Linked DNA regions of Mus musculus: region 1 is linked to region 2. Evidence: chromatin loops called from intact Hi-C (ENCODE). Cell type or tissue: left cerebral cortex. All regions are shown on one strand. Links, peaks and the distances in the headings refer to the core of each region. The heading gives the core; the rest is flanking DNA.

Region 1 (16,516 bases), core at 5,682-13,681, 120 kb before region 2:
TTGTCACTGTGACAAAAATATCTGTGAAAGTCAACTTAAATGAGGAAAGCGGCCACGAGAGAGAGATGGCTGACTTGATAGACTGCTTGTTTGCAAGCTTAAGGACCTGAGTTTCATCTCCAGCACCAAGCAATGAACGGTGGTGCCTATTTGCAATCCAAGCTCCAGGACAGCAGAGACAGGAGGATGCCTGGGCCTCACTGGCCAGCCACATAGCCTACTTAGTGAATTCTCAGCTAGTGAAAGACATTATCCCAACAACCAAAGTAGGCGGTATTTTGAGAAAGAAGAGCAGATGTGGTTCTCTGGTGCTTGCATGCACACGCGCGCGCACACACACACACACACACACACACACACACACATAACCCTAGACACATACACCAACTGCATGTATGAATACACACACATGCAAGTAAAGAAAGGCCAGATCAGGATGTCAGGTTCTTTATCTCTCGCTCTCCACATTATAGCCCAGTGTAGCTTCTCACTGAACCTCAGATCACCATTTCAGCCAGACTGGCCAGCCGTCTGCTCTCCAGGTCTGCCGGTATCTGTCTTTCAGTGATGGGTTTCTGGCTCACACAGCCATGCCTGGCTTTTGCTGTGGGTGCTAGAGATCAAAACTCCAGTTCTCATGTGTACAAAGTAAGCTCTTATCCACTGAGCTACCTTCCCATCCCTTCCAGTGCTTTAAATAGTCAAAACCCCAAACTTTGCACTTTCCATATGAAAAGCTACCTTTTGTTTTGTATCTCTGTGTACATGTATATGTATATCTGTGTATATTTTCATGCATGCACACATATGCCTGTGTATATATGTGTGAATGCATGCACATGGATATCTGCATGTACATGCGTGGGCATGTGTGCCTGTGTGTTCATGACTGCACATGTGTGTTTTTCTGTGTGTTTGTGTATTTATACATATGTGTGTCTCTGTGTGCACACCTGTGCCTGTGTGTGCAGGTATGTATGTATATGTGTGCCTCTGTGAGTGTATGCATGTATATCTGTGCTTGTATGTGTCTATATATATGTGTAACCTCCCCGACCCCCTCAGCCTGAAACCTGCTTGCTCAGGGGTGGAGCTTGCCACTCAATCGTTCTGCCACACCCACTGCTGGAACCTGCCGCTTTGCTGTTCTGAAGCCATCACGTGTTCACCTGCAACCTTACTCCAAGATTATTTGGCAGGAATCGGGCCCCTCCCCCTCCTTCATAACGGAGTGTTGGAATAGTAAAATTGAGCTTTGATCAGGATGACTGTCTTAGTTCCGTCTTTATCTCGCGCCACCTAGCCCCTCTTCTCTTCCAGGTTTCAAAAATGCCTTTCCAGGCTAGAACCCAGACATGTGATTCGCTGGCCGGACACAACATATATGCATGCATGCATGCCAGTGTGTGTCTGTCTGCATATGTATGCCTGTGTGTGTGCATGTGTGCACATATGTACCTGTATGTGTGCATATGTGCACATTTGTACTGTGTATGTGTGCATATGTGCACATATGTGCCTTCAGAGGACATCTTTGGGTGTCATTCTGTAGGGCTTTGTCTTAGTTATTTCATCGGCCCTAAATTTCAACAAGTAGGCTAGACTATTAGCCAGCAAGCTCCAAGGATGTAGCTGTCTCTACCTCCCATCTCTCCATCCCTGGGATTGCAAAGATTTGCCCCTGTGCTTAGCTCTTTACATTGGTTTTGGGGCTTGAACTCAGACCCTTAAACTGGCAAGAAGCCCCAAGTCTCCTGTTTTCTTACTTCCTGGTTCAATTTTTACCTCCAGACTCCCCTGAATACTACCCCTCCCATTAGCAGTGGCAACAGTTGTCCTAGGCCAGACTGGGCCACTCTGAGAAGGCTGGATCTATGTTCTATGCTCCTCTCTTTCATCCTCTGTGGGAGTCCTGGGAAGGGTCTTTTGCTTGTCATCCTGACCTCTAGACTCTTGTCAGGTTGCCCTTTTGAAATCCTAATTGGAAACCTAAGGCTAGCAAACAAGATTCTTCAACTTGAAACATCCATCACGTGCTGCCATTGGGCCCTGATAGTGTTGGCTGTTTAGGATTAACCATGAACACCCAGCAGTAAATTCTGATCAGGGATTTTTTTTTTCTTTTTTTTAATCATTGAGGGAGCCATGTATTGGCGGACTGACATCCTGCTTTCGAGCGTCCTTTGGAACAGTTTCCGTCCTGTTTCGTTGTTGCTTTTCAGCCTCCTGCTGCTCCCCGTGCAAAATTGACTGGGAGACCACAGTCCATAAATTAGGAATTGGGACCAACCTGTTTTCTTTGCTCTGCTTGAACTGACATTTTACCCAGCCCCTCCCCAACCCCCACTCACCCGCTGTCTCCCCCACCAAGGCTGGTCTTTAAATAGCATGTAAATGGGGGCAAAGCACTGAGGCGCCTCATGATGGGATGGGATAATTGGATGAAGTAGATGTGGAGATTTCTAGAACAGACATCCCCTGCCCATTACGTGTTTCATCAATGGGACCCAGGGGTGTTCTGCATCTCTGTCAGCACCCCCAAGAAGGGGCTGCTGTTTCCTGCTTTGATACTTGCTCAGTTCACAAGCTGTCATCTGTCTAGATGACATACGGATGGAAACTGGAAGGTTCCAGCAGCTTAGTGCCCTCGGTGGCTCCTGGCTGTCAAGGTTCAGGACCCACGCATGCTTCATCAAGGGGGCAAGTAGCCTGCAGAGGGACTTTCTGCCCGCATTGACAGGAAATGCAAAAGGGGCTGGAGAGGCTGCTGGGAGGATCAGGGCCATCCTCTAATGTCCCCGGAGTCACTGTCACCTAGGATGGGGCCATTCATCTTGCTGGCAGACCACAGCAAGGGACACTGTGTAGGCTGAGCCTGACACCCCGGGAAATTGACAATTTTGTATTTGTTCACTTACAGGCTCCATGGAAAGGAAGAAAAAAAATGCTAGTGTGGGAGAGAGGAGGCCAGTTCTGTTTGGTTAAATGTCGAGTTCTGACTGTGTGCTGATTTGGGTTGCCTTCTGTCTCCTGAGTTTCTGTAGTCACACTGTGTGAACTTACCTGTGGTGTAAGTTCCTGGTGGAGGAACAGCTGGGCTGAAGCAGATTTCAGGTGCTCATGGGCTTTTCTGGAATGGAGCATCTCCCCTAAGTACAGAGGAAGCAAGGCCTGTATCCTAACCCATCCATGTGTACCCATGTGAAAGGGGAAGGGGTGGCACAGAGACCCCCCCTAGTGAGACTAAATCTCAGGAAAACCAAACAAGGGCTCAGGGAGATGTCTCAGTTGGTAAAGTGTTTGCAATACACACATGAAGGCCTGAGTTCAGATCTCCAGAACCCATATGAAAAGGCAGGTATGGCTGTGCACACCCCGAAACCTAGCACCAGGGCCCTTGTGACAGGGACGATCTTTGTGCTTGCTGGCCAGCCAGACTGACAAAAATCAGTGAAGCACAAGGTCGGTAAGAGGCCCCAGGCGTTAGTTTAATTTCTCACTGTTTCGATAAAAATACCCAATAAGAAGCAATTTAAGAAAGGAAGGGCATGTTTTGGGCTCACGGTTCGAGGAAGCTATTGATCCTTTTTGTTGTTTTCTGTTTCTGTGGTAAAACACCATGGCCAAGGAAGCAATTTATAGGAGTTGTTGGTTGGGCTTATCATTCCAGAAGGAGACTACAATGGCAGGGGAGTAGACAGGGGTGGGGGTGGGGGGAGTGGCTGGAGCAGGAAGCTGGGGAGGAGGCATGGCGGCAGGAGGCGTGGCTGCAGGAGGCTGGAGCAGGAAGCTGCAAACAGGAAGTAAAGGAAGAGAACTGGAAGTTGGGAGAGGCTCTTTCCTCGAAGACCACCCTCAATGAGATATTTCCACTTCCTAAAGGGCTCATAACCTTCCAAATAGCACTGCCAACATGGGACCACATGTTCACATGCCTGAGCCTACCGGCACTTTTCTCATCCAAACCACAGGGGCCATGGTGGCAGGAGCGGTAAGTGACTGGTCCTTATGGGACTGTAGTAAGGAAGCAGAGAGACCCTCCTTTTTGTGACCCCTTTCCTCCAGTGAAGCTCCACTTTGTAATAGTTACACAGCATCCCCAAAATAACAACATCACCAGCGGGGGTCCAAGTGTTCAACACATGAGCTTGTGGGGGACGGTTCACCTGCAAACCACAATACCCCAAGTCCTTATTTCATTCCTGTTGATGGGATAAAATGACCTGACAACAAGCACCTTAGGGGAGAAAGGGTTGGCTCACAGCTCTAGGTTAAGTCTATCACTAAGGGAAAATCAACCTGGAACTTAAAGCAGCTGCCCACATTACATCTGCAGTTAAGAGGGGAGGAAAATGAAGTAATTGCATGTATGTTTGCTCGTGTTCAGCTCCTCTCTGTACTCGTACAGTTTAGAACCCGAACCAAGGGAATGACACCACCACCAGGGGGCAGGGTCTTCTTCTAGCAGTTAAGGCAACCTCCCCATGTCCACAGACCTACTTGATCCAAATAATCCCTGAGAGTCTCTTCTCAGATCTCAGATGGTGTCAAGTTGGTAATTAAAACTACCCATTGTACCCTTCCATAAAAAGTAAGGTAGAGAGTTATAGAGAGAAATCTAATATTAATGGTTGGATTTTGCAGGTGTAAGTGCATACACACACACACACACACACACACACACACACACACACACCATTTGCATAACAGCAGTGCCATGTATAGACACCATTCTTTGGAGGATGTGCAAGTACTATCAACAGTTTCTGGGTATCTGAGGAGGAGGTCAGAGGTCAGGAGAGGGTGGCAACTTCCTCTCGCTGTATGTATGACCCCCTCCTTGTGCTGTTTGAAAGTTTTACCCCATGCAAGCCCAATTAAACATTTTCTTTTGTTCCACGGGTGGCAAGGTTATTCTCGGCTCGTGAGCTGATTTTCAGTTTGTTTGACTGGAGGATGGATTTGATGATTATTAAATGAAAAAGGAAAAAGCAATTTCTTGCAAATTGCTAGCTGCAGGGAGTGGGGGCTTTTATGCTGGTTCAGGAGGGGGCATTCTGTGGTGAGGACAGAAGCCAGCTTTCTCTCTTCAGTGGGTCAACACACAGGCTTTGCATGGGCTTCTGAAACTACCTCATGTTGGGTGCTGTGGGGCGCCCTGACACCAGCAATGAAGAGCAGCAGGCATTTATGTTGAGTGGGCAGATGCTTGCTTCTGGAGGCAAGCACATATGCCACACCTTACCCAGGCTTGAATGAGAGACACGGGCTGAGAAGTAGAGAAACTAGGCGCATATTTATTGGTAATGCTTGTGTCTCTGCCATCTCATCTCACTATCATGGAGACGGGGAGTTCTGTTATGACTGTCCTCATTGGGTGGAAGGGGGAAATTAGGCAAGGTAGTTTGGTTTGTCAAGGGGTCCTGGGCTCTTGATGTTAGAGTGAGTGCCACCCCCAGCCCCCAGGTTTCTCACTGTGTCTTTGTGTTTTTGTTATGGAGGTGGAGGGGCATCATTTGATTGTTGCCTTGAAGCAAAGAGTTTAGTCAAGAAATGCGCTGGTTAGTCTCGTCAGTTGGAAACAACCTAGAGTCACATGGGAAGAGACAGCCTGTATTGAGGGATTACCATCATCAGACTGGCTTTGCGGCTGTGTATGTTGTGTGTTTTACTAATGTGGAAGGGCACAGTCCACTATGGGTATCACTATCCCAGGCAGGTAGTCCTGAGTGGTGTAAGGATGCAAGCTGACAAACCAGGGAAACAAGCCAGCCAGTAGCTTTGCCCCGGTTCCTGCTTCTGTTCCTCCCTGAGATCCTGCCTTGACCATTGGGTCAAGGATTACAATCAGGATTACAATCAGGTGTATAATGATGGATTACAATCAGGGTGTATAAGCCAAATAAACCCTTTGATCCCTAAGTTGCTCTTGGTCATGGTGTTAATTGCAACAGACAGGCAAACTAAAGCAAGAGACATAGGTAGTTTGAATGTTGGTTTATTTAGCAAAAGCTAAAGAAAGCAAGACTTCAAAGAACAGGGTTGGAGTGGGCTACCCAAGATGGGCAATGCCTGGGAGGTTCTGCAGTGTCGAGTCCAGAGAAGCTTTCGCAAATGGTTTTGAAGCAGATGGCTTATTTCAAGGATAGAAGCGACCCTTTCAGGGTTGTCAATTTATGACATTTCTGCCCGTGATCTCCACAAAAGTGTGTGTGTGTGTGTGTGTGTGTGTGTAGAAGCCACAACACAAGTGACATAATATGAGTATCAGGTGTCTTGAGGGTGTTAACCCGCCTCAGTGCGTGGATAGAAGCACTGGTGCCTCAGCTTCTGATGTACCTGGTACAACCTCACCACAGTTTCAAAGATGCTTAACCAAAGAGGGGCTTCCTGATGGACAGGAGACGCTGCTACCAAGATGTGGTTCCTTGCCCAGCTCTTGGCAAGCCAGTATCATATCACTTCCTCTACCCAGCCCTCAGTGGAGCTGGAAAGCAGACTAATGCACGGACTCATGGAAGTGGATTTTTTTTTAATGTTATTATTGTTCTTATTAATTTACAGTGCTTGGATTCAGACCCACGGGCTTAAGCACACTGGGGTAAGAACTCTACCATTATGCTGTATTCCCCCAGTTTACTATGACTTTTAGACACCATCTTCCCATCTCAGAATCTCAGGATGTGCTTGCCATTTCTGCAGCACTGTGGACATTTTTTTTTTCATATAGCACTTTTACACCCAGTGCCTCACACACGCCATCCGCATCCCTGGGACTTGTTACATAGCCTAGGCTGCCTTGAGTTCTTGATCCTCCTGCTTCAGCTTCCCAAGTGCTAGGATCACTAGGCCTGGCCTAATTTTTAATGTGGCTTTACCTGTGTTCTGACTCCTCATGGAGCACCTATGGGGGCTTGGGGTTCCCCAACTGCTCCTCGCTGCACATCAAATCAAACCCCAAGTTCCCACACACTGAATCCATGGTCCCTGTCCCCACATGGTGGCCTATCTCATGGCCCTGTCTGAACCTCTGTCTCTCCTGTCTTCCTCACCCCTCTGAATGTCTTCACCTTCTTGGCTCCCTGGAACCCCACCTTGGCTCTCTCATTCCCCATCACCTATGGTTTTCATTTCAGAGGTCACCTCACAATACATTAATGTACAACTCTCAGCTGTACATTAATTCTGCAAATCTAGGAGCTAGCAAGATGGCTCGAAGGTTAAAGGTGCCTGACATCGAGGCTAACACCAGAACTCAATTCCTGGCATCAATAGGGAAGGAGACAGCTGAAAGCTACCCTCTGACCAACACATGAACTAAAGGGCACATACACACACACATGTGCATACACATGTACATACACACACTATAAAATAAGTTAACATGCAAATCTAGCTTATAGCCCTCACCTAGGGTAGCTCCTTTCTTCATGGCTGATAAGCTGGTCATTTGGCTCCTCTCCTGTGGGATATCCTCTGCTTTTTTTTTTTTTTCAATTTTTTGTAGTTAAAGTCACCAGCAATGCTCAGAAAATTTTCTAGGGTGCTAGTCTTGGGAACCCTCATGTCCATTATCCAGCTGCTCTGGAGACTGCAGCAGGAGAATTCCAGTTTCAAGACCATCCCAGGCAACATAGTGAGACTGTCTGAAGATAAAAAGCAAAAGGAGGACTAGAATGTTTGGCTCAAGTGGTTTGACATCTGCCTAGAATTCCCCAGTAAGGGGCTGGGGCCGTAGCTCAGTGGTAGAGCACCTGCCTAGAATCCCCTAGTGTGGAGCTGGGGTGGCTCAGTGTTAAAGCCCCTGCCTAGAATCCCCCAGTAAGGGGCTGGGGGTGTGGCTCAGTGGTAAAGCCCCTGCCTAGAATCCCCCAATGAGGGGCTGGGGGTGTGGCTCAGTGGTAGAGCATCTGCCTAGAAGCCCCTGAGAGCATGAATTAGAAGTATCATTTTTGCTTGCCTATTATGTGCAACACCTTGAGTTCTATCCCCACTGCCCCACCCCACACTCATATACAGAGGAAAGAGGAAGGAAAAGAACAGGGGGAGGAGGGGGGGAGGAAGGATACAGAAGGGGGAGGAGAGATTTGTAGATGCGTAGTGAATCTGGGTGTGACATCACAGAAAAGCCATCTATGTTTTTTTTTTAGTATGTTTGCTCCATGGGACAAGGAATCAGAGAAGGCTGCTTCCTTCTCTGAACAGTGTTAGTGAGCATAGCCCATGGCTGTCACCTGATTTAAGGATTTGTTTCTGAGCACCCAGCATTGGAGTCTGTATTTAAGAGTGACAGCAAAGCTCTGTCATCACCTGTGACCAACAACAACAGCCTACGTCGTCTGAGGCAAACACTGTCAGAGGGGTCATTTATTCCACAGGTGGTTCCAGTTTCTGGGACTAGACCTTATGTCCCTAACAATGACTCCGTTTTAATCCCCAGCCTGCCCTGGAGGAAGCAAACAGCTCACACTTGTCCCACCCCCACCTCCAGACTCCCACTCCCACATCCCACAAAGTCCGGATAACAGACAGTGCAGGTCACATTCCGTCTGATCCCAGATTGCACTGCACCATTTACTGTCTGTGCTTGGTGCTTTTCACAAACCAAGACACGCACCATCTGCCTGCTGATTGGAGGTCTGGGATTCTATACACATTGGTGGCGTTCACACACCGAAGGAGGTGTGATTGTTGCCGCCACCCGGAACTGCCTGTCCTTGTACCAGGGCCTCCTCAGTCCTTCTCTACCACATCCAGCAGGCACAGATGGTGTTGACAGTGTCAGAATTCTAGACACATGGCATATGTCCTAGGAGCAGACAAGGCGCTAAATTAATTCTAAACGTCAGTTGTAAGTTTCTTGCCAAAACACTCCCTCGCTGTATAAATAGTGTCTGCACTCTGTATTTTCCCCAGCAGGCTCTGTGGATGCCCAGGTATGCTGCTCTTAGCTTCATTTTACAGCACTGAACATTCTGCAAAGCAGCCCCAGCTCAGGGAAAGGCAATCAGAAAATAGTGGGTAAGAGCTAAGGTAAGACTAGGTGGGGGTAAACCTTCTCCTGTCGCTGTGGTGGAGAGCACCTGGGTCCTGTGAGGGGTGACTTCTGAGTCTTAATTTAAGAATGACATTTTATAGACAGAGGGAAACATACAGAGGGACATCCCAACACTCAGGAAGCAGAGGCAGGAGGATGGAAATTCAAGGCCTGCCTGGGCTATACAGGGAGTTGAAAGTCAACCTAGGCAATTTAGTGAGATGGTGTCTCAAAATAGAAAGTAAAATCAGGGTTGAACATGTATCTCAGCAGAAGAGTGTGTGCTTAGAATTCTTCAGTAAGTCCATGGGCATGGCTGATGAGTACAGGGCTGAGTACATCACTGGGGGATTCTAGGCAGGGGCTCTACCACTGAGCCACGCCCCCAGCCCCTCACTGGGGGATTCTAGGCAGGGGCTCTACCACTGAGCCACGCCCCCAGCCTCTCACTGGAGGATTCTAGGCAGGGGCTCTACTACTGAGCCATGCCCCCAGCCTCTCACTGGAGGATTCTAGGCAGGTGCTCTACCACGGAGCTACGTTCCCAGCTTTCTTTTCATCTCCCCACCCTCCTGAGATAGAGTCTCACTAAGCTACCCAGAATAGCTTTAGAGTAACCATTTAGTCCAGACTGCCCTCTGACCTTCTGTTCCCCTGATCATGCCCAAGTAACTAGAGATAATAAGCTAGAACCAGCAGTTCGATTACCTTATCCTGAATTGCCAGAGGGGAGGCCCTCTGTCCAGATTCATGGAGGCAATGATAGAACAACCTGAGGATGCTGGTGGAACTCCGTCTGACGGTGCTCTCCTTGGTCACCTCAGCTGTGCAGTTGGGTAAGGGACAGTGAGGGGCTAATGTGCAAACAAACAATTGTATCCAGCTCTGGCTTGGTCAAGTAATGAGTTTCATGGGGGTTTCCTTGTAAGAGCTTAGATGATGTGTGGGCAGCTACACCACTCAGGAAAACGCCACCTCTCTGCTTCTCTCAGCAACGAACTGTTTATTTATCATTGGGGTCAGAGGATGAATCATGTTGATTGTTAACTGTCAGTCAATCCTTGGGAAGGAGGAGAGCCTCACAAGGCCCTTTTGCTTCCATGATGGGAAGGTAATGGACGTTTTCTGTGGGTAATTGCAGATGTAGAAGAGAGCAACCCAGCCCTATTGAGGACACTAAAAGGAAAACTTTGGCCTGAAGGGAAAGCTGACTAGACTTCAGAGGATACAAGGAATAAGCAATCCCAGAACCTGGTGTTGTCCTCTGACCTTCACAAGCACACACACACACACACACACACACACACACACACACACACACACACAAACGTTCATGTGCGCGCACGAACATTCACCCACTTTATCTCTGCATACACACAAAGCCACACCACGTAGACACCAAACCAATGCACACGAGAAATTCTTTATTGTTGGAATTTGTGCCATTGTTTTCCTTATTTTTCTTCCCACATTGTTCTAATTCACACGAAGAGACACGTTTATAGGTTAGATGTGATTGGCTAAGAGCATGAAAATACGCTCAGCCTACGCAGGGAAATGGAGAATGAAATTTGCAGTAACAGTGCCATATCCTGTCCTTGGGTTGGCACCACTTTTGGACCTGTAGTCTCTCAAATGCTCATACTCTATAGATGTGGTCCACAAGGTGGTGTGATTAGGAGAGTGAGACCTTCAGGGAGATGGGCCCAGATGGCAGACTTTAAGTTCATTAAAGAAGTGCCTTTGAAGGGGGACTGTCAGTCCCCACTCACTCTCTCACTTTTTCTTCAGTTCCCTGTGAGGAATAGAACTAGGAAGGTATAAAGACAGATAACATGCTGTGCTTGGAAGGCTGGGCAGTGGGGAATCTCAACCTCAGCTGGAGCCATGTCTGTCAGGCAGCATTGTGACCGGACAGTGTCTACAAAAAACACAAACGTGCACGTTGTGAATCATGAGCCTGCCGATGCCAGTTTGCAGAAACACCTGCACATCTATACAGAGGGTAAGGAGAAGACAACATTAATCTGGAGCCACAGCCATTGAAGAGAAGCTGGACATGGTCCGAATGCTTCCAAGAAGGACTTGGTTAAATAAATCACGACGTAGCCACACCATGCAAGGCTACACAGCCGTCAAGTGCAAGAGCTTTGGGGCTGTGCGGTCAAACATGGAGAAACCTCTAAGACATCCAATCTACCCTGAAGCTAGATACTGTTCTTCCTGTGTTGCACAACAACCTGGATGGGGGTTTTCTGAAGGGCCGTGTTGAGAAGGTCTCTGAGGTTTATTCTTGCCCACTGATGCAAAAGATGTTGATTGATTGGTGATGTCTGCCACAGGTATCATAAGGGTGGCACTATTTTTGACTGGTGTCAAATTCACTATGTAGTCGAGGATGACCTTGAGCTTTTGATCTGTCTGTGTCCATGTCCTGGAATTGCTGCCTGGCCTGTGGTTCTCTTTGCTGTCTGTCTGTCTGTCTGTCTGTCTGTCTGTCTGTCATCATCATCTCTCTCTCTCTCTCTCTCTCTCTCTCTCTCTCTCTCTCTCTCTCTCTCTCTCTGGTATATGTGAACATGCGGTACATGTATGCATGCCCACATGCAAACACAGACACCAGAGAAGGATGCCAGGTGTCCTGCATGTCATTTTTCACCTCTTTCTTTTTATCTCTGTTTAGACAGGATCTCTCACTGAACCTGGAACCACACTGGCAGCCAGCCTTCTCGTGTCTGCCCTCCATAACACAGAGGTCTCCATATGAGGCCACCCTGACTTTTTATGTGGGGACTGAGGATTTTGCCCCAGGCCTTCACGTGTATCAAGAGCTTTCCCTGCTTTGCCATCTCCCCAACCTCCTACCTTATATTTTGAGACAGTCACACTCTGTGCATGGATATAGATCACTGTCTTAGACAGGGTGCTGGCCATCAAACTCCCAAGATCCCTTTATCTCCACATACCTCCCATGTACCACATGTACAGACATGTACCACCACACTTGGCTTTTATGTACTGTGGATATGAACTTAGGCCCTTGTGCTTGCATAGCAAGCATTTTTACCCCTTAAGCCATCTTGCCAGCCCCTGGTGATTTGCTTTAGTTTAAGCAGTTTGAGGGTTGCTTGCAGAAAGTCTGGTATTTGGACATTTGAAGCTGCCTCTTTGAGAATCGATTCCTCTCTCAGTGCCCTAGCATCTTCTTACCTTGCCTTCATCTTGCATCTGAATTGAGGATGAACCATTAGGGCAGGAGAGAGGGCTCTGTAGATAAAGCACTTGCCAAACAGCTGTGAGGATCTGAGTTTAAATGCCCAGAACCCACAAAAAGTTGGATGCAGTAGTCCACGTCTGTAATCCCGTGGCAAGTGGGAGGAGGAGACAGGAGAATCTCAGAAGCTTGGACCAGCTAGCCTGGCACTCAAGAAGATGAACCACAGGAGATACCACCTTTAAACAAGTTGGAGGGCAAAGCCCATACCCAGGCTTGTCCTCTGACCTCCACACACGTGATGCACGCACCTGCGTTTCCACAGAGTAACCAGCCTCACAAAAATGAAGATATTTTGAAGAGATACTTGTATCTCTCAATCTGATAACCAGACTATTAGAACAATGGACCCTAAAGAAATGTAAATTTCTCCAGGAATCCCATGCTCAGAGAAGGAAAATTCACCAGCCAGTGAGAGAACTTGTCTCCTAGGAAGAGATTTCACACCTGAAGATAAGCTGGAAACCCAGGGAGTGATGGGTTAGCAGTGGAAAGGACCATGCTAGGGACACACAGATGTGCACAACCTTAGTCCTCTGTTTACATTTCAGGACCCTGAGGACAGACAGGGGGGATTTACTGATCTCTGTGTCCCTCTTGCCAGTGTGGTCACATTGAAAAAGTCTCCTTCTCCTGCTCTCTACTATGGACAGGTGACTGGACTTGAGTTGGAATACAGGTTGTGACTCCCCAGTTTAATAACTATATATGAACACACACACACACACACACACACACACACACACACACACAGAGAGAGAGAGAGAGAGAGAGAGAGAGAGAACTATAAAAAGGAAGATGATCAATACATAGTGAACATGATATTGCCATGACAGGGTATGATATCTAAGTCCACATTTCTGTACACACAATCTCTGTATCACCAGAAAATGCAGAATCCGATTGTTAGCAGAGCAGAGACTCAAAGGCAGAAGGGGGCAAGGACTGATTGCCCATGAGTATTCAGCCTGGGAACGGGAGGGAGATGAATGGGCCCAGGGCCAGGCAGCTCACCTCCCCTCACCTCCACAGGCTAAAGCAGATGGGAACCATTCGGAGACAGCCGCCGGTGTGAGTCGGAAACGTGTGTGATGGGAGAGTTGAGTCTGTTGCCCTCCTGTCTTGGGAATACCATCCCTGGCTGTGGTACGCTGGAGCCTGGGAGATATTTTCTCCCATGTTTAATGGAGCAACCCAAGCATCTTCAGCCTCTTGGTTGTTCCCAGATAGGGAAGAAGCAGCACAGGCCAGGGGCTTCTGTGATATTTGAAAGCACAGACTCCCAAGAGCTTCTGTGTCCCAGATAGGAGCTGTAGTGGCTTGAGATTGTAAGGGAAGGGAGGCTGCTTCCCCTAGATGGGTGAGAATACGAATAGTAGTGATGTGGACCAGAAAGGAGGTATGCAGAGGTGTGATGGCTCACTGTCAACTTGAAGAGCCTAGAGTCACCTAGGAGACAAATCTCAGGGCATAGCTGTGAAGGGCTGTCTCAATTAGAGTAGCCTCTGAGCCTATAAGGAATTATCTAGATTAGGTTATTAAGCTAGGAAGATGCGCCCTAATTGTGGGTGGCACCATTCCCTAGGCTTAGGCTCCGACATGAATACGAAGTAGAATGTGAGCTGAGCCCCAGCATCCATCTCCCTCTGCTTCCTGAATGTGGATATAATGTATAACTCTCTACCTTATTTTTTAAGTCAGGGTTCCCTCAGACCCTGGAGCTCCCTGACAGGGCTCTAGAAACCACCCTGTCTTTACCCACCAGCCTTAGAGTCACCACCAGGCCCAGTTTTTATATGGGTGCTCGGACTCAGTCTGAGTTGCCAGTGTTTGTGAGACAAAAACTTTGCCCACTAAGCCTAGACATTTATTTTACTTAAAAATTCTGCCGGGCAGTGGTGGCGCATGCCTTTATTCCCAGCACTTGGGAGGCAGAGGCAGGTGGCTTTCTGAGTTCGAGGACAGCCTGGTCTACAGAGTGAGTTCCAGGACACCCAGGGATACACAGAGAAACCCTGTCTCAAAAAAAAATTCTAGTCAAAAGGGCAAATGTAGCTAAAATGTGTGCACAGTTCCTAGTGTGGCCTTAGCTCACAGGGAAGGGGCATGGGCCCCTCTGCTTGCACTGGCCTCCTGGGCTCAGACGCCAAGGGATTGCCTTCCCCTTTCTCACTTTCTTGGTGTTGCCAGGGATGTTTCTGTTGCTATTTTCCTGGCTAAGTGGAACACTGTGAGGAAAGAAGTCACCCCTACAGTCGGCTTCCCCAGTTCATCTCCCTCTTTCTTCCCCAACAAAGCCCACCATCTCACAGGCCTGGAATAGACACTCAATAAATGTCTATTGATTGCGTCTAGATTACAATTTTCTAACACCCTCGGGAGAGCTAACTAGCAACCAAGTTTGCCCCTATATATTGCTGAAGTACATCGATTACCAACCCACAAATGGGTGTTGTTTGGCCTCAAAGACTGGTGCAGCGAGCTCTCCAAAGCCACATAAATCATTCATTCAGAGACTTACACACTGGTGCAGTTGTAGTTAATGTTAGTCTGAGAGGTCAGGAACTTGGTTATTTTAGTGTGTGTGTGTGTGTGTGTGTGTGTGTGTGTGTGTGTGTCTGTCTGTCTGTCTGTGTCTATATCTGTATATCTGTATGTATGTGTGTGTGTCTGCCTGTATATTTGTGTATATGTGTATATGTGTGTATCTGTGTCTGTGTGTCTGTGTGTCTGATTATGTCTATATATCTGTATGTGTATTTGTGTGTGTATGTGTGTCTCTTTGTCTGTGTCTGTGTATCTGTGTGTCTGTCTGTGTGTATCTGTATATCTGTTTATATGACTGTGTCTGTATATATGTATGTGTATTTGTGTCTGTGTGTCTGTGTACCTATGAGTCTGTCTAAATCTTTGTATCTGTGTATTTGTGTGTGTGTGTGTCTATCTGTGTCGGTATATCTGTGTGTGTGTCCATGTCTGTATATTTATGTGTGTCTGTGTTTGTCTGTATCTATGTATCTGTGTGTCTGTCTGTCTGTATCTGTATATCTTGTGGGTATCTGTGTGTCTGTGTGTCTGCCTGTGTGTCTATCTATATCTGTGTATCTGTGTGTTTGTGTATGTGTGTGTCTGTCTGACTGTGTCTGTATCTCTCTGTGTGTGTGTGTGTGTGTCTGTGCCTGTGTGTATACCTATTCATATATGTGAACTCGGACTTGTGTATGCTATAGTACATGTGTGGAGGTTAGAGGACAATTTGGTTGACAGTTCTTGTCTTCAGCCTTGCCTGAGGAAGTATCTCTTGTTTTCTGCATGTGTGCCCAGCTTCTTGGGACTCCTTCTGTCTCTACCTTCGGGCTACTTGTAGGTCTGTTGGGATTACAGACCTAGGTACAGGATCTCAGTTTCACAGTGCTTCTGGGAACTGGAACTCTGGTCTTCCATTTTCATAGCAAATATTTTACCACTCAGCTGTGTCTCCAGCCAGGCCTGCTTATTTTTGTTGAAGAAGACACTCAGCTCCTCCTGGAACACCTGCTGCTTCAGGCTATGCTTGTGAATAACAAGTAAAGGACACTGGCCCAACACCCTGCAGGAGTATGACAAAGGGTCCTCTACCCGCCCCCCCCCCCCCGCCCCAGCTTCATCTGGCAGGAGGCAGACAAGGCACAGAAAGCATGGCTCCACTCAGAGCACAGGATGGTATGGGTCTTCTTGTCCCTATCCAGCAAGAGTCTGGGTCAGCCTGAGATGCACATTTGAGAGAAAAAAGGGCAGCCAGAAGGAAGGACAGAGGGGACCACTGAGTGGCTGTCGTGTTGGGTAACCACTTAGGGAGATTAGGAACAGTGAGGGAACAGGAAATAGACTTTGGTTAAGATGAGGGGCAGGCACGCAAATAACACCGTTTGTCTTAGGAACAACAGTGGAAATTCTAAAGGAGAGGAGACGACCTAGGGTGTGTGGGTAAGGGCAGAAAAGAGAGGGAGCCATGCTCTGGGGAGAGTAGAGCAGAGTAGGATTCAGGGTGTATAGCACTGGACACCTCAAAAGAAGGAGCAGGGCAAGCCTAGAGCAGGGGCATTGGCTGGAAAGCAAGAGGGAGCTAGCCAGCACCCAGGAGTAGAGAGGCCAGCAGCCCAGAAGACTGGAAAGAGGAGGAGGTTCGAATTTAGATGAACAGAAATCAGCCCCTCCCTCCCCAA
Region 2 (16,516 bases), core at 2,892-10,891:
AACATAATTTCACGTGTCCTGGAGGAAACCTATTGAGAGTTGGCATTTATTTATTTATTTATTTATTCAGAAAAAAGTAAAAACAATTGGGATTATTCTACACTTATTTGCTCTAGTTTTTTTTTTTTTTTTTTTTTGGTTTGTTTTTAAACCAAACCATCTAGAGTGGATGTTTCTTTATTGGCACTCTTCACTGTACTTTTTTTTTAAAAATTGTTTTTTTTAACTGTTACTGCTTTACTTTTTATTGTTTGAGCATTTCATTCATACACTCATATAACAAATTCTGGCCATTTTCACTCATCCCCGTCCTCACCTCCTCCCTCCGCTGGAAACCTTCCCAACCGGTTGGTTCCCTTCCTACTTTCATGACTTGTTTTTGTGTGTGGCTCACTGAATTTATTAGCTTTGCTTGCTCCAGTGTGGTTGGGAAGTTATTCAGCAGAGCATGGACAATTTACCAGTGCCCACACGACTGAAGGACGTGACACTCCTCCCACAACAATCCTTCCGGGAGGGGCGGGGCCTTATGGGCACCTCCCCGATTCTTTCTTTCTTTTTTTAAAAAGATTTATTTTATTTATATGAGTACACTGTAGCTGTCTTCAGACACACCAGAAGAGGGCATCGGATCCCATTACAGATGGTTGTGAGCCACCATGTGGTTGCTGGGAATTGAACTCAGGACCTCTGGAAGAGCAGTCAGTGCTAGTAACCGCTGAGCCATCTCTCCAGCCCCCCTCTCCGATTCTTGATGAACTGTTCTGTTTGCTTGTTTTTTTTTTTTTTTTTTTTTTTCGAGACGGGGGTGGGGGTGGGGAGGGGTGTCTCTGTATAGCCCTGGCTGTCCTGGAACTCACTTTGTAGACCAGGCTGGCCTTGAACCCAGAAATCTGCCTGCCTCTGCCTCCCGAGTGCTGGGATTAAAGGCTGTGCCACCACGCCAGGCTTTGATGAACTGTTAATAGACCCAAACTTGTGCGAGTCTTTTGCCGAACTACGGCTGCTTTGAGTTCATGAGTGGGATGGTTATGCCATGGGCAGAGGACATCTTTTTGTTGTTCATTTTCTCAATCATTGACCCTTTCATTCTCTCTGCCCCTTCTTCCAGAATGTTCCCTGAGCCCTGGGAGGAGGGAGTATTATAGCTGTCCCAATTGGAGCCATGGATTCTATCCCTTTAACACTTTCGACTATTCCTTAACAGTCATTGAGATTTATTATATGAATGTACCATATTGCACGTTTGGGGCTATTATTAGCAATGTCGAAATGAAAAGCCTTATGTGTAGGTGAGGTGCAATGATAGGGCAATTCTTATTTAAAATTTAGCTGGGAGTGGGTGGGGGTGGGGGTGGGGGTGGGGGTGGGGGTGGAGAGATGGCTCAGCAGAGAAAGGACTGAAGCTCAGATCCTAGGTACTTGTGAAAATGGAGTCCTGACTTGCCTGTAATGTCAATGCTCAGGGGGCAGAGACAGGGACTTGGGTTGAGCTGGTCAGTTAGATTAACCAAAGTGGCTAGCTCTGCATCAATATATGGTGTGGAGAGCAATTGAGAAAGGCACAAGATATCAACCTCTGCCCTCCACATATATGGACACACACACACACACACACACACACACACACACACACACACAAGTTTAGCTATAGATCAATCGATTAACAGGAGCAGGTTTGGGGGTGGGGAGTGGAGGAGGATCATCAAAAACAAAGTATGTATGAAACCTGACATAATAAAATCACTTAATATATGCTATATATGATAATATATGATAATTTAAGAAAAATGTGAGTATAAAGTCTATGTTTCTTTCTAGAATGGCTCTTACATTTGCCCATTGCAAAGTCTTGGAGTTTTGTTTTGTTTTTGAGATAAGGTTTCTCTGTGTAGCTTTGGCTGGCCTGGAATTCTGTAGACCAAGCTGGCCTCAAACTCAGAGCTCTTCCTGCCTCTGCCTCCCGAGTGCAGGACTCAAAGGCATGCACCACCACTGCCTGGCTATTTTGGAACATTTTCATGTGGCTTTGAAAAAGCTTTCATGTTTTGTGTGTTTCTTGAATTGTTATCTTCTCTTTGTATTTCTCTTTCTTTAACAATGATTTTCATTTTAAGTATATGTATAAGTGTGCATTTGTACATGTGAATGTAGTGCACATAGAGAGCTGAGGGGGTTGGGTCCCTGCAGCTGGAGTTACAGGCAGTTGTGGGCAGCCTGCACCCAGGTTTTCAGCAAGATCAGTGCTCTCAACCACTGAGCCATCTCTCCAGCCCCTGAGCTTCCTGTAGTGTCTGCACACTTATTTTTATTATTAGGGAAAACCTATTTACATAGATATTAATACTTCATCCAGCCCCATGCAATTCCACCATGATGATGCTTTGGGCTTTCAATTCACATACATCAGCATATATTAGTGTTTTAGGAAATTGCATATTTTCTTAAAAAAAAAAACCCTAGCACTATTATTTTTAAAAACCATTCTGTTCATGTCATGCCCTATAAGAAGATGGAACAAGAGAAATACAGAGGAAAAGATCAAGAGGCAGCCCTGTTCATCATCTTATTTAATTTTCAAAGGCTGGCTGGGTGTGTGGCTCAGTGGTAGAATGGCTGCCTAACATGCACAGGGTCCAAAGTTCATTCTCAGGACCATTAAAAAACAAAAACAAAAACAAACAAACAAACAAACAAACAAAAACCCAAACCCCATACCACCCTAGGAGGCACAAAGATGTAATTAGTGACCCACAAAAGAAACAGAAATCCCTGGGAAGTCTTGTTTAAGTTCATATTCAAAGCCAGCAGTCTAAGGGCAGGGCTGATGAGGGGTTTGCATCTGGCCTCAGGTGAGGTTGAAGCTCCTTGGGCTTTACCCACAATAGCCGGTCCTTAAATTGTAACAAGACTTAGCCAAATGTAGCAGCAAGCTAAGGCAGGAGATACATTTCGAGTTCTGCATCTTGGCACAGGAGTCAGCCTGCCCAACAAAAGTACACCTTATCCAAACAAACAAACAAACAAACAAACAAACCCAACAAACCCAACAAGGGGAAGACATGGATAGTCTTCCTGACCATTCTAACTTTTGGAGGTATATGTTCTTCTCTACGTAATTAATCGGGGGGGGGGGGACGACAACTCTATTTTATTAGAAAGTAGAGGTAGCTATAGCTTTTTCTTTCTTTCCTTCTTTCTTTCTTTCTTTCTTTCTTTCTTTCTTTCTTTCTTTCTTTCCTTCCTTCCTTCCTTCCTTCCTTCCTTCCTTCCTTCCTTCCTTCCTTCCTTCTTTCTTTCTTTCTTTCTTTCTTTCTTTCTTTCTTTCTTTCTTTCTTCTAGTATTGGTGTTTGAACAGAGGACCTGTATGCATGTTCTTCCACGGAGCAGTAAAACCTGGCCTTCTTTTTACTTTTTAATTTGACACAGACAGGGTCATTACGCTCCAAGTCTGGCCTTGACTATGCCACCATCCTGCCTCAACCTTTGTAGTAGCTGGGATGACTGGCTTGCATCACCAGGTCTGGTTTACAGTTCATTTTTGAAGAGGAAAATGAATTATGGTTATCAGTGTATATTGGTGAATATGTAGCTAAAGGGTTTTAAAGGAGAACCTACACACACACACACACACACACACACACACACACACACACACACAAAGCACGTTCATTTCTTGAGGGGTTGTTGAGCCTGGTAAAATTAAGGTGAAAGGTTAATTGGTGTTCTGGGAGAACTGTTACAAGTCTGCTTGACTAGTTCCTCTCCCCAGCACTAGGAACAAGTCCTTTTGTATTATTATTTTAATTTTTACAAAGCGTGTGGTCTGGATGATGAGCCTTGGAACCAGGCTGGTAGCCAGCACACCTCAGCCATCCCTGTGTCTAGTCTCCACAACACTGAGGTTATAGCTGTTTATGGTCACATCTGGCTTGTAACTTTGGTGTTGGGGATTCAAACTCATGTCCTCATGATTATGTCGCATGCTCTCTTCCCCACTGAGACACCTCCCTAGCCTCTTGTGATCTTCTTGCTCAATCTCCCAAGTGTTGGGATTATAGGTCTGTACTACCATACCTGGCTTCTCTCTGTATTGTTATTACTGGGGTGGGGTGGGGGCAAGACTACTTATCATCCAAGCACACTTCCAGATAGTGACTAATGGGTCCTGTAAAAGGCATACAGGCTGGCAGGGAAAAGACTTAGAGGAGGACTCTGGAGAGCCAGATTCTTGCTCTGACTTCAGCACAGCTGGTTTGCTTGTATTAAACCCTTCTGGCTTCATTTCTTCCACTATAGGATGGAGGCTGTAATAGAGCCTTACTTTCCCAGGATGATACTGGAATAGAACATTTCCCTGAGGGGTCCCCAGACCTTCTCTGTAGCAGCAATGCCTTCTATCTTGATCTCCCATAAACCGACCATACCCTGACTTCCTTTTCTCATTTGCAAGCAAGTTTGCATGAAGCTTTCTGCTAACTGCAAGCTAAATCACAGGAAAAAAAAAAGCTGTGGACATTTCTGGAGTATGCAGAAGTCAAGAAGCTGCTTAAGTCCCATTGGTGCCCTTGTCATAAGGGTATAAAGATAGATATTATAGGTAATAGGGAAAGCTGAGCTACAGGAAACTGGTGGAGCAAGGGTGTTTCTTGACAAGCACTGCCACAGGGGACCAGGGGAAGGGAGAAGGCCAGGGAGAGCGATGAGCTCTTACTGAGTGCGGATTAGGTCATTTTCTTGCAACAGACTTGTGAGATGGGAGTTAGTCCCAACTTTTTTTCCAGAAACTTAATCAGCAGTTTGCCCAAATTTCACAACTTGGAAGAGCAGCGCTAGCCCACCAGGTCAGATAAAACTGCTTCGCAGGTACATACTCAACCTCGCCCTGCCCCTGCCCCCACTCCACCCTCCATCTCTGAGCAAGGCAGGGGTGCTTAAAGGAGGAGAGGGCAAGATTTGCACCCTTGACCTTAGAGGTCACTTCACGTTTGTAAACACCAGTGACAGCAGTTTGGTGGGGGAGGTGATGCTGCCTGGACCCTCCCAGAGTCCAGTGTCCCCGCGTCGTGCCCCACCCCCTAGCACAGCAGACATTGCTCATTTATCGTTCTCTTGGCATTTACATAAGCCTGTAAGCTTGTAGAAATCCACATAGTTGGCAACAGAAATTTACAAATACCACCTTCCTCCACTCCTGCCAGAATCCACTTGTTCTCGGGGTGCCATCGCTGAGGGGACACTTCTTTTACCTAGCAACCATTGCCCATTTAGAAGCCCTGCCTCCCCCCGCACCCCCCCTCCCCCGCCCCAGAGAACAGTGAATATTTTAGATGCAGTTTTTATTCCTTTGCTTTTTCATAGCATGTGTAGGAAAGGGCAAAAGGCAGAGACTGGGTCTTCAGATAGAGCTCATAACCCACCAATTTTATCTGGGCGTCAGTTTCCCCACTTTTCCTTAACTGTTAACACAGGCAGATGTGTCAAGAGGCAGCTCAGTACAGGGACTCTGCAAACAGGAATTAGCGCTAACTCACGAGTCTCAGCCCCTTGCCTGGGGCTTTTTGTTAGCAGGGACAATCATCAATCACAAGTACTTGTAAGCTGACACAACACACTTCCTAGGGAGCCAGCCCCTGGCAGGGCACACTCGCTGTCTCTTTGGCCTTCTAGTCATATATGACCTCACTCAAACTCCATCACAAGCTCTCCGATAACTCCTAAAAACGCAAGACTGGACTGTTACCCGCCTCTCTCTCCAGTTTCCCTCTCACAAAAGTCCCAGCCTCTAGGCTCCAGCGTGCTTAGTTCACCCTATAAACTCAGCTAATGGTTACCACATGCTGCTGAGGGTCCGCGCCCATCCCGACCTCTCCACCCCTGCAGACTCCCCAGGCCCTGGGATGTCCGATCCTTGACGCTGCAGGTCCTTCCTCCAAATCCTCCCACGCACAGCGGGAAGTACCCTGTACTGTGGTCCTGCTGGCCACGCATGACCTTGGACACTTCTTCCAAAGCCATGTCCACTCCTCAGAATAGGTTGCGTCTTTGCGCCCCACGGTGCTTCTGATTGCTGGGAATTGAAAACTCGATCGCGCGCCTTTCTCCTTTGCAATGACAGCAACTTGGCTCGGAACCACCCCAGCATCAGAGTCCCTGGCTGGAAGCAGGAAGGCTCCCGGGACGCATGGAGGGGCGTGCCCACTGGCCCTCCGATCCCTAGTCCCTCGGGCTCAGTAGGGACTGCGGTGCCAGGGGGCCGCCACACCTGGTGTCGTCCCACCCGCGGGACGTGCAGCTCAGCCCCTGGGGTCTCCCGGCAAGGGAGCAGGCACCGCCCCGCCTGAGCACGCCCCGCAGACAAGCCCGCCGGGGAAGCGCGTGCCGAGACGGCGCGCCGGCTGCAATCCCCGCCGCGGGTCCCTAGGGGGCGCAGCGGGCGCGGGAAGTCGCTCTGGGCCCGGGCACGAAATTGCAAGCGGGCGGGCGCGGCGAGTTTGAAAACAAGCGAGCGCCGTGGGGGCGGGTCCCAGGCGCGAGAGCCGCCGGGCTCGGCCAATCAGATGCGGGTGGCGGGCGCGGGCGGCGCGTGCGGCCGGGCTGTGAATGGGGCGCGGCGGTCGCGGCGGCCGAGGCGAGAGCCGGCGCGCGGGCGGGCGCACTTTCTCCTCAGCGCCGGGCGGGGGCGGCGGCGGCAGAGGCGGCGGCAGAGGCGTTCTGCTCAGCTCCCCTCACAGAGCGCTGCGGGGCCGGCGCTGTGCGGCTGCGAGGAGCGGGGGCGACGTGCTGGGCATTTCCTCGCTCGCTGACAACTTCTCCTCGACCCGGCTCGCTGCTCATCGGAGCCCGGACGCCGCCCCTCGGCGCTCGCCGCTGCCTCAGCGGGTCTGCGCGCTCCCGCCCGCCCTGCCCGTCCCGCGGCGCCCGGGGGTGGCGGCTCCGCGGCATGGCCCGCGCCCGGCCCTCGGTGGCGGGCGGCGGAGTCGCGGCGCCCCCTGAGCGAGCGGGGCCCGGGCGGCCGCGGAGGAGCCGGACCGGTCACCACTGCGACCCCGAGTGCCCAGGGCTGCGCGCAGCGCCCAGGACCCCCGGGCCGGGCGCGGGCCGGCGGGCGGCAAAGTTGAGGCCGGGCCGCGGGTGGTGGGCGCTGCTGTTGCTCCAGCTGCACTTGCTGCGGGCGCTGGCGCAAGGTAGGTGCGGGCCTGACCGCCGAGACACCCCCGAGGTGGACTTTGTGGGTGCCTCCCGGGGTGGGCTTTAGGGGTGCGCAGTCCCGGGGTGGACTCCTGAAGCGCGCGCCGCCAGAGGTGACACCCCAGGGGTGGACTTTGTGGGCTCCACCTGGTCTGTATTATGAGTGGACATCTCTGAGGTGACTTTGCAAGTGGACACCTATGGGCTGGGCTTCAGGGGTGCACAATCTTGGGGTGACAACCCGCAGTGTACTTTGTGGGTGCTACCTGGGATAGACTATGTTGTGAGTGGGTATATCTGGGCTGAGTTTCAGGGCTGTGTAGTCTTAGGGTCACACCTTTGGGATGTACTATATGAGTGGAAACCCCTGAGGTGACTTTGCAAGTAATATACTTCTGGGCTGAGGTTTAGGGGTACACAATCTTGGGTGACACCTTTGGGTGAATTTTGTGGGCACCACTTGGTATGCATTATGACTGGACATCTCTGAGGTGACTTTGCAAGTGGACACCTATGAGCTGAGCTTGAGGGGTGACACCCTGTGGTATACTTTGTGGGCACCATCTGGGATGGGCTATGTTATGAGTGGATACCTTTGGACTGAGTTTCAGGGCTGCAAAGTCTTGGGGTGACACCTTTGGGGTGAACTATATTAGGGGTGGACATCACTGAGGTGACTTTGCAGGTAGATACCTCAGGGCTGAGCTATAGAGAGTTACACAGTCTTGGGGTGACACCTCTGGGGTGAACTATGGATGCATACCCCTTGGCTGGGCTGTGGAGGTGCACACTGGAGTCTTGGAGTGGGCATCACCTGGGATAGACTGTATTAGGATTGAACATCCCTGGGGTGGACTTTAGAGATGGACACATCTGGGCTAGGCCTTGGGAGCATGAAATTTTAGAATTCACACTCCTGGGATAGACTGAGTGATCATTTCCTAGATTATATGAATACACATGGTGGATTTTAAGGTTGACACTCCTGTGGGGGTATATTCAGCTTTGAGTGGGCTAGGGATAGATATCTTTGGGGTGTACATTGGGGATGGATAGATAGTATTGGAGTAGACAACCCTGAGCGGATCCCTGGGTGCTCACACTTTGGATGGATTCTATAGATGAGTGCTGTATTGAATGAGCATCTTTGGGGTGGACTCTTGGGGTGCGCGCCACCTGGGGTGGATTCCCTGAGGTAGACTTTGTGGTTGTGGCATGGAGTCACCTCGGGGTTGTGGGTGCTCCTCGGCGCAGTGCTTGGAACTTGGCGAGCATTTAGGGCTCCCTACTCTCTGAATCACCTGGCCAGGACTGCGGGTCGCTAGGTCTGGAGGCAGTTAAGGGGTTAATGCGGTGTGTTTCTAATCCGCGTTGCAATCGGAGCGCGCAGATACCGAGTAGCTGAGAAGCTGGAGAAAGCGCCTTGTGTGTTGTGTGTTGCATTTTTCTTTTCTTTTCTTGCTTTTTTTTTTCTTTCTTCTTTTTTAAAATTTTATCGGAGCACTGGAAAAACCTTTAAAGTTGAGCCGTAAGCCACTGTGGCTTCAAAGAACGCCCAGCGCGTCCTATTGCACTGATTAAACATGAGCTGATTCCTATCTGAGTCTGCACCGCAGAGTCTTGTTAACGATGAGTGACATCCGCGGCGGACTTCAAATATCAAGTGCCAGTCACCACCAGCAGCCCTTTCCCTCCCTCTCCCCGGGGCTGCCCCCTGCGCCCAGTACTGATGCTTCACCCCAAGTGGGTGCCTTGTACTCGGTGGAGCAAAACTTTGAGAGCCCGCAGCTTTGCCTCCGGGCTTTGTTTTTTCCCTCCTTTCGCTTCTGTTTGGAACACGGAGGTGTTCTCTAAAAGAAGGAAAGAGGATCCTCCGATTCAGGGTGACCTTTTACAAATGGAGACGGAATCTCTCCCGAAAGAGCTTTCCCTCCTAAATCTAGATTTTCCCTGCTTAAACCCGAAGCACGCATGTGCTAGTCAGCCCAGGGAGGTTGCTGGTCTAAAAACATAAAAACCAGGCATAATCCTGTTAACATGACTTTTGATGGAGTCTTTAAAACAGATTAGTGAACCTGGATTGCATTTGGTAGTTTAGAAAAATTAGCTTCCAAGTTCATTGCTCGTATCCTGGAATCTTACCACAGTAAGGCAGTGGGCATTTGGAGATTGCAGGAAACAGGAAAATTACACTTAAATTATGAATAGTTGTGTTTTGTGTTATATGTGCCGATGAGTTATGTGTGGTTTAAAAAAAATCCAATGATTTAAGTGTAGTACTTACAAGTCTGTCTTGGAAATTCCAATGAGATAGCTTAACAAGTACCTCATAACTTAATATTCATATTCAAGCTTATCTAATGTTATCTGAGTGGCAGCCCTTTTCCCAGTAGGTTTTGATAAATGCCCCCTTTCATGTTCACTATATGGAAACAAATCACTGTTTCTGGTTACTTTAACCCCTCCACACCTAACGTACTCATTCCACTTTATTTTGGGTGCTGCTTTTTACCCAAGGATGTTACCGGGGAGAAAAGGTGTTTACTGGTTGTGTAAAATGGAATCTGTAGGTTGTCAGAGAAGCCAGGTTCAAGTGAAGAAATCGGGATCACTTAGGATGACCTTCAGAGATGGAGTTCAGTTTCTTGTCCCTAAAAATAAAAGTGACATTCACTTGACAATCACCTATACAAGAGAAGATTGGCAAACCACTTTGAGCTGTGGGAAAGACCACTTAGAGCCCTTGTTTCAAAGTGTATCAGAGTTTACCAGCTGTACCTTGCAGGCTGTTGAAAGCATTGTCCTTTCACAGTTGCAATGTTAGTGGAAATCATTAATTTTTATACATGCAACAGCCTTACTTTTCAAGGGGAGGAACTCTTTTATTCCTTCTTGCTAATAAAATCACAGGTACCCATTTTACATTTATATGGTGCAAGAGAGTATGCAGATCTTTCAGTGTAAAATTTCAAGTAGGTTGTCACAAATTTTAAATTCATCGACAGGTTTCTGTTCTTTGTGCTGTGTGAAATGTGTAATATATCCATCATCTTTTATATCGTATTGAAAATTCATATTACAGAGGAGATGTCACCATTTGACAAAACCTCATGTATCTTGAAAATGAAAATTCCGGTGCTGCTGTTGAGGTTTCTGATGGGATGATGAGTTGGTCATATGCACAGGAATGCATTCTCTAGAATCTTATCAGATAAAATGTAACATTTTGCATGGAACAGTTACCACTAAGTTGGAACTGTCATAATGCCATATTGATACTGTGCATCTATTTGATGCTGTTCCTAATTCCCCTGTAGGCTTTTCCTCTTAGGATACTTCTTATGGGTTGGATTTGTCATGATTTATAGCAGACAACGAGGGCAACATAATTACTAAAAGTTATATATGTATGGCTAATGTGAAGTACCAGGTTTGGATCTTGCAAGTACAACTTTGGTATATACTGCAGTTTCTTCCCTGTGCATGAAAATGGAATTTCCCATTATATACTCTGCTTATTGGTGTGTGTTTAATTGTTCAGGACTTGTCTGAATTCCTAAAGAGCCAAGTTGTTACTTCTGGAAGGCAGGTGGCAATGCATGCTTTCTTTATGCTGTGCACCACATATGAATGGTTCAGAAAGGGGGCTTCTGAGGTAAGGGATACATCATAGGGACAGGGGTGTCCTGTGCTAGCTTTATGGGAAGAGTAGACAGAAGCAGACAGATCCACTGACCAATCAGGTTAGCAGAATTTCTAAGCTCTGATCTCTGTGAGAGACCCCATCTTAAAATAAAATGTTAACTCCAGTCTCTTGGATCTGTTCTTCTCAAACATTAGCATTAGGTGGGACATTTGAGAGAATGCAGGACCAGCTCATTTCTTGTGAGCCACCAAGTGCTTTTCAGGGGACTCTCAAGTCCACTGTCATTTAACAATCTCTGGCTACATTGCTTTTGTCCAGTTATCAGCTGACTTTCTGGAAACTTCCCCAACCCTGTGTTTCACAAACTTGACTGCACACTAGATAGATCCCCTGGGAGATTTGAGGCAGGATCGTACTACTGGGCTTGAAGTTTGTCCTAAGCAGTAGGGTTTAGAGACTTCCCAGTTGATTCTGATGACTAGTCAGGTTTGGGAACTACTGATCCATGTGACTCCATTCATCCTTTAATTGTGTCCCCAAGCCTTCAGATCTAAGTGGCTTCTATGGAGATGGAACCTGTGTTTGCTCATAGGTCCTGAGCTCATTTTCTAGTCAGCCCTTTTAGTTTGTATTGTGTTCCTTGATAATAATGAAACTGTTCCGCTCCTGACTTGAGCTACTCCTAGGATTGTATTAGAATCATTAGTGACATTTATTTATGTGACAGGATTTCCAGTGACCCAGGCTTCACAAATAAATTCACTGTGTAGCCAAGGATGACGTTGAACTTCTGATCCTTTGGCTTCCATACCTTAGTTCTGGGATTCCGCAGTACCTGTGACATCATACCCAGGTTATCACTAGTGCAATTAAAGAATACAGTTGCGTAGGCTTCACATCAGACCCACCAGGTCTTAGAATACATTTAAAAAAGTGTCATGTGCTGGAGACATGGCTCAAGGGTTAAGAGCACACACATGGCACTTCACAACCATGTTTAACTCCAGTTCCAGGAGATCTGATGCCCTCTTCAGACCTCAGATGGCACTGCAAAAAAAGGATTCTGCATGTGAGATTCCCATATTCTACTTTTCCCCATCCTTGTGTTGATAATCCCATAATCTTACTTAATTCGCTGGCACTCTTACCCTTTTTTTCCTATGATCTGAGCTACTTTCCCCATGCCATTTCCCAGCTGTGGGTAAGGTCTGCTAATTATCCTTTCTGCCCCTTGTTAGATGGAGAAATAACAAAACGGTGTTAATTGAGGTCACTGTGCGTCTAGTCTCCCTTTGAGCTCCTATTGTTTTCCATTAGTCCAGATGTGCTTTGTGTTTCCCTCCTCTTCTTACCCTCTGACCTGGTCCCTCAATTGTGAAGTTTGAATTTGAACCGGAACTTGGGTTCCAGACCATCTTGCTTTACTAGAGGTTTAACTTAATCAGTGCTCAGACATTTCATAGACCGCTGCACATTTAACAGAGGGCTACTAGTTACTTGATCGGGTAAACCCCCTTCTCTGCAGTCTGCATGTAACCACCTGTAGCTCTCCTTTAATGTTTGTTTATGAACCAAGCACCAAGGATGTTTGTTCTTCACTCAACCCCCTTAAACATTTGTGTGTGAGTGTGTTTGTCCACTAATATGGATGTCAGAGGACAACTTGTGAGGATTGGTTCTTTCCTTTCACCATGATGGTCCCAGGTATTGACCTCAGGTCATCGGGTTTGTGGCAAGCACCCTTGTCCACTGAGCCATCTCACAGGTCTGGTCCTAGCAACTCTTGAGAGAAGCGAGCACTTAGTTTTTTTGTTTTTACTGATTTGCTCAAGGCTCCAGGATGTGTACTGGTGAAGCCTGAGAGAAAAGCCTCGTCCAGCATCTGTGAACATAGCTTGGGTCTCCCTGTAGCCTGGGCTCTTGGAAGGAAAAAAATAAAAATGCAGCAAGTGGTCTGATCCATAGTGCAGAAAGATGGTGAGTGAAACTCTATTGTATGGACTGACCTGTCTGTGACTTTCAGTCTTACATCACAGCCATGATCATAGAAGACACTTCAGATAATTTGGAGAATGGAGAAGAGAATGTGCATACCACCTTCTGTGCACCCAAACCCTGTCCCCTAATAAAGTAGATGTTGTCACTTTGGTTTTCCCTCACCCCATCCATTTTTCTTTTTACACTATAACTTGAACTCCAGTTGAGTGGGCAGTGTGTCGCCACCCCAAAGTGGACCATCAGGAGTAAATAAGCCCTTTCTTGGAGGACATTTGGAAAAATTCTCTTTTCTACTTTAAAGTACATCGAATTTATAGATGTAGAGAATGTACAACATAGATCTTTTGGTTAGTGCTTTGCTGTAGCATGTTTGTTCTCTAACAACAAACAGTTAAGTTCAGCCCCCTGCAGGGACCGCACCCAGCTTGGAAGTCCTGTATCCTAAACACTTGCCTCAGACAAAGTGCAAGGTGTGAATGAGGCTGGTGTCTAAATGATACAAGCTTTGCAGTTAATTACATTTTATGTTTCCATTCTAAGAGTCCCTGTGTCTTTGTTGTCACATGGGATTGGGGTTTTAGGTTGTGTGGTGCCTTTCTGCCTCTTTCTGACCTTGTTTTGGGTCCTCAGAGGTCAGGTTAGTGAGATCCACTCACTAAAATTAGACTGTGAGATGGTCACAGGGTAAGGAGGAGATTTGTGTAGGCTCTGAGTTAGGATTTTCTAAGAACAAAGCAGTATTGAGCGCGAGGACCCCATGAGTCCCATGCTTGGCAGTTGAATGAAGCTGAGGGTGGTTACAAAAACAGTTCAAAAGGTGTGTACTATAGGTCAGCAAGGGATTATTTAAAAATAAATTTAATATACATGTTATTACTTGGTTAAATACTCCTAGTAAGCAGCAACACATATGGGCATTCCAAGTTCATATGGTTTCCTTTAATGTAGTTAATTTGATGTCAGCATTTCTACAAGACATTAGGCATTACCCCCAAGTTTTGCATCTCTTTTAATAATTAAAGAGTGTGTAAATATTTGTAATCTTAATACTGGGGTGAGAATGTATTTTCTCAGCTAGAGGTGTTTTGGCACCTCTTGCCAACCATGGTAGCACATATAAATCATTGGTGATATGTTTCTCAGTGGATCCCTGAAATGCAGACGTCTGTCCCTCTTTGGTAGATAACTTCCTGCTGCTTACAGGTGTCACACCTGAGACCTTCTGGAGAAATGATTAGTTTTACAGCATCATTACATTAACATTGTTTTCTCTTCCCACTATCTAGAAACAAACAGCAGCAATAGCCACAAACAAAACAACTCAGGAAACATTGCTGTAGGTTTATACCTTTGTTATTGTAGTAGGTGCAAGGTTTGGCCCCCTGACAAGCAGTTCTAAAGCCAGAGATGATGGCATCAGCTTGGCCCCAACTCCTGTGAGCATTCTGGGAATGAGAATAATTTCTCCTAGAAACTGACTGAGGCAGGTGGGAAGAGTGTTGGGCTAAGTGTCTGGAGCCCTGGCTTTTATCTTACTCTGAAGCCATCTTGCAGCTCAAACAAGTCTGTTAGCCTCTCCTGAGTCTATTTTCTCACCTGTGAAAAGGTGGTGGTGGTGGTGGTGGAACCTAGACCAGTGAGTGAGTAGATGTTTGGAATTGTTTTGCTCTGATTGTCTTCTCTTCTGTGTTGATATCCTTTCACCCTGTCTGCAGAATCTCTGAGTGTGCCTGCTGTCTGGGGTTCTGTAACTCCATATGTCTTAGCTTGTAGGAACCGCTCCCTTTCATTTTACTATTGTCAGGGGATATATATATATATATATATATATATATATATATATATATATATATATATATATATTTGAAGACAACTGGTGCAGTGTAATATTTCTCCTTAGGTGCTGCTGTCTAACACGTGATGGATTTACTACAGCTTGAAAATGGTTCATGCTCAAAATTTTAGGTTCTGTAAAACAAATTAGTGCTATAATTTATCAGTGTAAGCCTGAAGTTTGGAGGAATAAATATTCTTGAAATAGGAGACATTTATTTATCTAAATGGCTGGAAGAAGAAAGAGCATGACGAATCTGAATCTGGTGGCAATTAATGCAGTGAGGAATTGAAACAGAGATGGAATAATGATGGCCATGAGGATGTTTAGATTTACTGGACAGTGACCATCAGTAATTTAAAGATTTACTTAAAATTAGCTCTAGAATAAAATTTCACTTTTAACATGATTAGCTGCCACTCTATTGAGATACTGTGTCTGGAGAAGTTAATAGCTATCAATTAAATAATTCAAGTTTTTGACAACTGACTTGTCAGTCAAGTAAATTCATGAATTGGCTGATCTGTGGAAATTAGCTTGTTGAACATTTGTTAAGACTATGGTTTCTACAGTGCTTTAAAAAAGTAGTATATATATATGTGTGTGTGTATATATATATATGTGTGTGTGTGTGTGTGTGTGTGTGTGTGTGTGTGTGTGTGAATGACATGTGTGTTTATGCCCTTGGAGGACAGAAGAGGGCATTGCATTCCTTGGAGTTTGAAGTACAGGTGGTTGTGATCCTCCTGATATGGGTGTTAGGAACTGAATCCTCTTCCTCTGGAAAAGCAGCAAGTGCCCTTAACCTCTGAGCCATCTCTCTAGCCCCTTCGGCAATGTATTTTATTTTACAGTTTTTATTTATGGTAATTACTATTGTGTGTATGTGCATACATATATATGCATGGATCTCTATATGTGCACATACCTGTGAACACCTGTGGTAGCTTGTTCATGCCCAGCCTGCCTGTGGAGGAAGGCCAGAAAATGACGCAGAGATTGTTTCAAGGGACCAGTCTTAAGTTGTTAGTCATGTACAGTATATACTTTTACCTGCTGAGTGTCTCACCAGCTAGATTTTGCTGTGTTTAAAATTATTTTTAAAACGGATAAGGCTGCTTTTGGAAGATGTGTGTTTTTTTTAGATGATGGGCTACAGCAAACTCTACAAGTAATTATTATGGGCAAAATTGACCTTGGGAACAATGTCTTGTTGCCTTTTCCCTCTTTCAGAACGTTCTGTGTACTCTATACGTGATTCTTTACCATGAGATGTTTGGAAGCTTAATTTTAGAAAGATGAATGGCCTTTATAAAATAAAAGTAAAAATAATAGTAGTAACCGGAGAATGAATGAGTTCTGGGAACTTCAGCACTTAGTCACCTCTGATAATAATCAGTGGTTGTAATTTAGCTACTGAACGTAGGAATACTTGTCAGGTTTGGGGCGGGAAGGGACTTTGTATGATATAGATATAACTGATCATTCTAAGCTGAGAGTGACATTCTCCTGAGCTATTTTGTGTGTATTCATGGTTTTCTTGTGAGAGAGGGCCAGTTTTCAGAGTGAAGGGCAGTTGTAGCTTGACTCTCCAGGTGGAAGGTGTGATGCAGGAGAGACTGACATTCTTCCTGACTAAGCTCTTCTGCAAAGTGCCTGGCGCTTTGAATTTATACATGAACCACCAGATGGCAACAGAAAAGGTGTTTATATAGGATGCAGTTGTTGCCACAGCTTTATTTTTTAATTCTTTGGCACACCATCTCTCAGTATACTTATATTTACATTTTTGGACTAAAAAACATCATGAATTGATAATGCCTGGCAATGTAAGATCACAACCGGG

What was found. Hi-C counts contacts between places; a loop is a spot of excess contacts. Peaks named below come from ENCODE experiments on the same cell type or tissue, not always from the same donor. Only the 100,000 strongest peaks of a DNase experiment are listed, where the experiment ranks them.
Region 1: a loop joins it to region 2, with 6 times the contacts of the local background. A loop is called at or near these places in 2 of 42 quality-filtered maps.

The regions. Positions count from the first base shown.
Region 1 is chr5:141,107,414-141,123,929 of GRCm38, forward strand. No RefSeq gene overlaps it. Among named protein-coding and RNA genes, the nearest start is that of Gm30866, 9.2 kb to the right of the region's middle. In left cerebral cortex, for the core only: a CTCF peak has its summit at 8,920; DNase peaks (open chromatin) are centred at 8,277 and 8,759.
Region 2 is chr5:141,234,905-141,251,420 of GRCm38, forward strand. Sdk1 (sidekick cell adhesion molecule 1) reads left to right here and starts at 6,630. Exons shown (of 45, transcript NM_177879.5): 1 at 6,630-7,188. The coding sequence starts at 6,945. In left cerebral cortex, for the core only: a CTCF peak has its summit at 6,404; DNase peaks (open chromatin) are centred at 6,547, 7,442, 7,984 and 8,395; H3K4me3 peaks cover 3,000 bases.